Regions from separate parts of the Homo sapiens genome. Here region 1 is linked to region 2. Evidence: read pairs that join two places in POLR2A ChIA-PET (ENCODE). Cell type or tissue: Panc1. All regions are shown on one strand. Links, peaks and the distances in the headings refer to the core of each region. The heading gives the core; the rest is flanking DNA.

What was found. Peaks named below come from ENCODE experiments on the same cell type or tissue, not always from the same donor. Only the 100,000 strongest peaks of a DNase experiment are listed, where the experiment ranks them.
Region 1: POLR2A ChIA-PET joins it to region 2 with 6 read pairs; 1 of 35 experiments calls an interaction of 5 or more read pairs at or near these places.

What each region holds. Positions count from the first base shown.
Region 1 is chr9:83,026,211-83,029,134 of GRCh38, forward strand. All of the region lies in intron 1 of RASEF (RAS and EF-hand domain containing), which reads right to left. Among named protein-coding and RNA genes, the nearest start is that of RASEF, 35 kb to the right of the region's middle. In Panc1, for the core only: no CTCF peak of the experiment used is centred there; a DNase peak (open chromatin) is centred at 1,521.
Region 2 is chr9:83,421,671-83,424,594 of GRCh38, forward strand. The region is part of intron 1 of FRMD3 (FERM domain containing 3); the gene reads right to left. Among named protein-coding and RNA genes, the nearest start is that of FRMD3, 120 kb to the right of the region's middle. RefSeq lists a silencer at 2,384-2,678 and an enhancer at 2,384-2,678. In Panc1, for the core only: no CTCF peak of the experiment used is centred there; no DNase peak of the experiment used is centred there; H3K27ac peaks cover 1,783 bases.

The DNA.
Region 1 (2,924 bases), core at 307-2,806, 400 kb before region 2:
TAAATTTACAGAAAAATTAGGTAACATTAAATCAGTTACTTAATTCCATGTTTCATCCACCCCTGATAAGACATGTTTCAGCCTTTATCGTCATAACAGTGGGTGTATTAGTCCATTTTCACACTGCTATAAAGAAATACCCAAGACTGGGTAATTTATACATAAAAGAGCTTTTAACTGACTCACAGTTCCACATGACTGGGAGGCCTCAGGAAACTTACAAACATGGCAGAAGGGGAAGCAAGGATCTTCTTCACATGGTGACAGGAGAGAGAAGAGTGAGGAGTGAAGGAGGAAGAGCTCCTCCTTAAACCATCAGATCTCCTGAGAACTCTTTCACTATCACGAGAACAGTACGGGGGAAACCGCCCACATGATCCAAGCACCTCCCAACAGCTCTCTCCCTAGACACATGGGGATTATGGGGATAACCATTCAAGATGAGATCTGAGTGGGGACACAGCCAAACCACAGCAATGAATATACCTATTATGTTACGGTCAGCTAAAAGTAACTTCATATAAATTCACATTTTTATATATATTTGCATTGATGTCAGTCACAATTCTCTTGACACCAAATGTGTGGATTTTTTCCTCATACCAACCAATTCTCCAACATTTCAGATACCAACTGAGTGTCCAACAATCCAATTTCATTCTGACACTACCCAGAGTCAGCACAGACCCCACAGGTTAAGAGATCAGTCCCACAAGACTGCTCCCCACTTAGATACCAGTCACAAGTTCCAGGTTGCCACGTACACTTCTGACCAATCACCTATAAATCAGGGGTTCCCGTGACCCCCTCTTCAGTTCCATACTTTGCTTAAATGGCTCACAGAACTCAGGAAAACACTTGACTTAGGTTTACCAGTTTATCATAAAGAATATAACTCAGGATGGCCAAATGGAAGAGATGCTTTGGGCAAGGTATGGAAGCAGAGTGTGGGTGCACAGAACAACACCCTCCCAGCTCCTCAGTATGTTCATCAACCCAGCAGTTCTCCAAACACTATTGTTTTGGGGGTTTTATGGTGATTGCACTGCACAGACATGAGAGATTACATCACTGGCCAATGGTGATTACCTCAATCTTCAGCTTCTCTCTCCTCCCCAGAGGTCAGGGATGGGGCTGAAAGTTCCAACCTTCTAATCACGTCAGTCTTTCTTAATCTTAATCATGTTCAGCCCCCATCCTGAAGGTCTAGGGGTCCCCAGCTACCAGCCTTCTCACTACCATACAAAAGACACTCATCATTCTGGAGATTCCAAAGGTTTTAGGAGCTGTATTCCAGGAAGATGGGACAAAGACCAACTACATATTTCTTATTGTATCACACTATTTATTTGTGACAGTCCTCATAGTTATTATTTAAAATCTTTTACTAAAAGATAAACATTTTCAGAGGTATTTCAAAAGAAAAATTAACCAGATTCAGTAGCTGATCTGAAAGAGGATAAAGGAACTAGTTGGTGAGGGTGGTGGTGTCCGTGACTCACAGTTTAAGAGCTGATTCACCGACAGGAATGTAGCATGATGTATGAATAATATACCCTTTGTGTCTAGTTAATGAAGCCTGTGTAACTCATCTGCTATGGATGGATGCTATAGCCAGGTGTAGACTTAATAAGCCCACTATTCCCCAGCGTATCCATGCTTCTCCGGATTGATGGGCTGCATATTGGCCTCCTTGGACAGCTTATATCAGAGACTGCAATCTGGCCTTCTTCTTCTGATCCTAGTGGATCCCTGCTTGCTAGTATTTAACAAAGGCTGTGACCGGGTTGTGACAGTAGCAACACTTTTTAAAGCAAAGAACATTTATACCAGTTGAAACAAGAAATACCAAAAATTTTGAGAACAGTCAATTCTTTGGGCATGAGATGATAACTTACCATAATACCAGCATCAAATAATTCTATCAATTCTCATTAAGTCCAGAAATGTTGGGGATAGCTAATAATTGCAGGAAAGCCAATCACTTTGACACACTGCCTGATTTAAAAATCACCTCCAACGTTTGGATAATTCTTATGTTTGGTGATCTGGTTCTGTGATTTTACAGTTTCTCCCCTGACAATGCACAACAACTTCTGTCTCCTGCCCCTGACATGGAGAGATTACTCTTCTCCAGGTGCTCGTCTAGTTTTTGGGCAGGCCACTCCAGGAACCAAGAAGTCTGAGAGCATTTCACAGCCATCTATGGTGTGACACCAAAGCAACAGCCACAGAAGACCACTCAGAAATCCTGAGCACAAAATTCATACCCACCCACTTGATCAACATTCCTTGGGCTTTTGCCCTATTACTCTGTTGAAGGCAGCATTTTAAGATGCTATGAGGGCGCAAGAAAGATGACAATAATCCTAGGCCTCAGTAACTGAAAAGCCATGCAGACAGCCATCTCACAATTGGAAAAGAAGACAGTCAGATAGAATACAATTTATAATTGTAATAAAAATAGTTATACGTAGCGAGTAGTCACCATATTCCTGGTAATGTGTAAGGAAATGTATATGCATCCTCTCTTCAAATGCTCACCACAACATCATGAAGTACCTTTATTATCCCAGTACTTCAGAATGTGACTATATTTGGAAATGGGTCTTTAAAGAGGTAAATAAGTTAAAATGCGGTCATTAGAATAGCTCCTAATCCAATCTTACTGGTCACCTTATAAAAAGAGATAGGAACCCAGACATACACACAGAGAAGATCATGTAAAGACACAGGAAAAGACAGCCATCTGCAAGTCAAGGAGACAGGCCCCAGAAGAAACCAACCCTGCTGATACAGTCATATCAGACTTCTAGCCTCCAGAACTGTGAGAAAATAAACTTGTGTTGTTTAAGCCACCCAGTTTGTGATGCTTGTTACCACAAATACCTAGGCAGCCCTAGCAAACAAATACCATATAGGGC
Region 2 (2,924 bases), core at 188-2,687:
AAACATTCTTGCCCTCTCCTCCCTGGAGCCAGCAGTTGCCAATGGCAGAATGGTTTGATACAAAGTTATTTCCCAGGAAATCTAACTTTTCTGAGTAGCATAATTATGCAGCAAATGTTCTGTAGGCCTTATCTTAAATGTAAGGAGTTGGAGGTCAAACTAACCACTAAAGTCAGGGGAATTCAAAAGAATAGATAGCATGCAATTCACACATGCTAATGGACTCTCTCTACACTGAACATACACACAAAACTGCTGCAATTTTAGGGGCCAGCCAGGTGCAGTGGCTCACGCCTGTAATCCCAGCACTTTGGGAGGCAGAGGCAAGTGGATCACCGGAGGTCAGGTGTTCAAGACCAGCCTGGCCAACGTGGTGAAACCCCGTCTCGACTAAAAATACAAAATTTAGCTGGGTGTGGTGGTGCATGCCTGTAATCCCAGCTACTCGGGAGGCTGAGGCAGGAGAATCGCTGGATCCTGGGAGGCAGAGGCTGCAGTGAGCCAAGATTGTGCCACTGCACTCCAGCCTGGGCAGCAGAGTGAGACTGTCTCAAAAAAACAAAACAAAAAAATCGCAGGGGCCCATGGGCCTCCTGAAGACCCTCAAGAGACCTATAAGTCAAAAGATCCAAGTTCCTAACCTGACTCTTCCACCAATTCCCAGAAAGCTCTTCATTCCTCCATATGATGAAATGATCACTCTAGCCCCTTCCCACTCTTAGGTTATGTCTAAGTGTGGATGCCTCTTGATCAGCAGCAATATTTAAGGACAAAAATAAACATAAGGCGATGACAAGCTCCGCTATACCTGATGAAAACACATTTCTGAAGTGTAAGCAAATGGACATTTGTCAGTAAATAGTTTAATGTTAGAATAAACGTTCTTTCCTCTCATAGCAAGCTTCATTTTCCTTCACCAAATGGCTCTTCAATCTCCCTCACCTCAGCAGAACCCCAGGATCAGATGGTGGGAGGGAGGGACAAATGATCACAGAACTCTGCTTGGTAAAATATGAGAGTGACTCCAGCCAGAACAGATGTTTGCATCATCACTTAGCCATGTATCACCAGGGAACAGCTGGGAAGTGTTGTGTGTTGCCAAATTTGATCAAAAGAATTTTAAGTTTGGAACAATGTTTAGAGATGATCAGCATGAAGAGGCGAAAAATAAAGGAGTCTTAAAGTTACAGAACTTGCTTAAACCATCACAGTAACAAAGGTGATGTTTAGGTAGCAGAAGCCTCCGATGGAGGATTGCTTAGGCCACCAGGCCAGGGAACGAATGCTTAAGCAAAGACCTAGAAGCCAAAGTTTCTCAAGGCCTCTTCAGGGAACAGCAACTAAAATTATTTGAACTCGAGTTCTCCATGGGGACAGAGTAATATAAAGAAGAGTAAAGCCAATAAAAAAGCACCAATTTCGATATTTTGAAGATATATACATTATAGATGGAGCAAGGTAGAGCAGTATGTACTCTGATCTTCAGAAAGTTGTGGAATAATAACACAATTACACAAGGATAGTTTTGAATGTCTTGCATTTGTTTAATGCAGGTGTTTCATTGTTAAGTTTATTTTCCTATCTAATTTTGAGGCCAACCAGCTGAAATTCTCCAGAGAGGAAAGCAAGAGTGTCAGGAATGCTGAGGCTCTTGCACTCATCCCAGGGACTGTGCACAGAGCCACAGTCATAGATGAGGACCCCAGAACATGCGGTGGTAACCCTGGGCCATGCAAGGAGGACTGATTACCTCCAGGCAGGGATGGGGCACCAACACTGCCATCAGGAGAAAGCCTATAAGCAAAGCCTCCTAGAGTCTCATATGGTGCTGCCCCAATTTGGTAGCCACGAACCACATGTAGCTATTTAAATTTTAATTTAAACTTTAGTTCCCTAGTTGCACTAGCCCTGTTTCTTTTTTTTTTTTTTTTTTTTTTTTTTTTGAGATGGAGTTTCGCTTGCATCGCTCAGGCTGGAGTGCAGTGGCGTGATCTCAGCTCACTGCAACCTCCGTCTGCCAGGTTCAAGCGATTCTCCTGCCTCAGCCTCCTGCGTAGCTGGAATTACAGGCTTGTGTCACCATGCCCAACTAATTTTTGTATTTTTGCAGAGTTGGGGTTTCACCATGTTGGCCAGGCTGGTCTCAAACTCCTGACCTCAGGTGATCCACTTGCCGCTGCCTCCCAAAGTGCTGGGATTACAGGCATGAGCCGCGGCCCCGAGCTCTGCTAGCCCTGTTTCAAGTTCCCAGCCACATATGGCTAGTGTCTACCTTATCAGATGTTGCAAATACAGAACATCTCTATCATCACAGAAAGTTCTATCGGACCATGCCAGTCAAGAGTAAATCTTCTTGAACGTTAATGTGCCTTTAAATCACTTGAAGATCTTATTAAAATGTAGCTTCTTATGGAGTAGTCTGGGGAGGGGCCTGAGTCTCTGCATTTCTAACAAGCTCCAGGTGGATGCAGACGGTCGTGGCCATGGCCCTTGCTGAGAGGCTAGGGAGGAGGCACAATGACCCTGTTCAACGCTGGCCTTGAGCTGAATGGTAAACATGTCTCCTGCTCTTACACAAAGAGCACCTTGTACATTCAAATTGCAGTTCTATAAAACAGTGAATGTTAGACGATACAGAATCACTTTCCCTTGTCTACCCTTCCACCCTTACACTATGTGGTTTTCAAAAATTTCAGGGTTCGAAGCAAAAATATACAGACCACTGAATCTCTATCTTCGCTACACTATCTGCAATGGAGATTTCCTTAAGAGAAAGCCTGCCCGGTATAATTTAAGCAGCTGTGTTTCTAGAAGATAAGAGCAGCCCTTGTACATTCGGACACAATGGTATCTTAAAGAGAAACAGGCATGTGCAAAAATTCAATGTGGCTGCATTAGTACAACATATTTAGAGTAATGAAAAA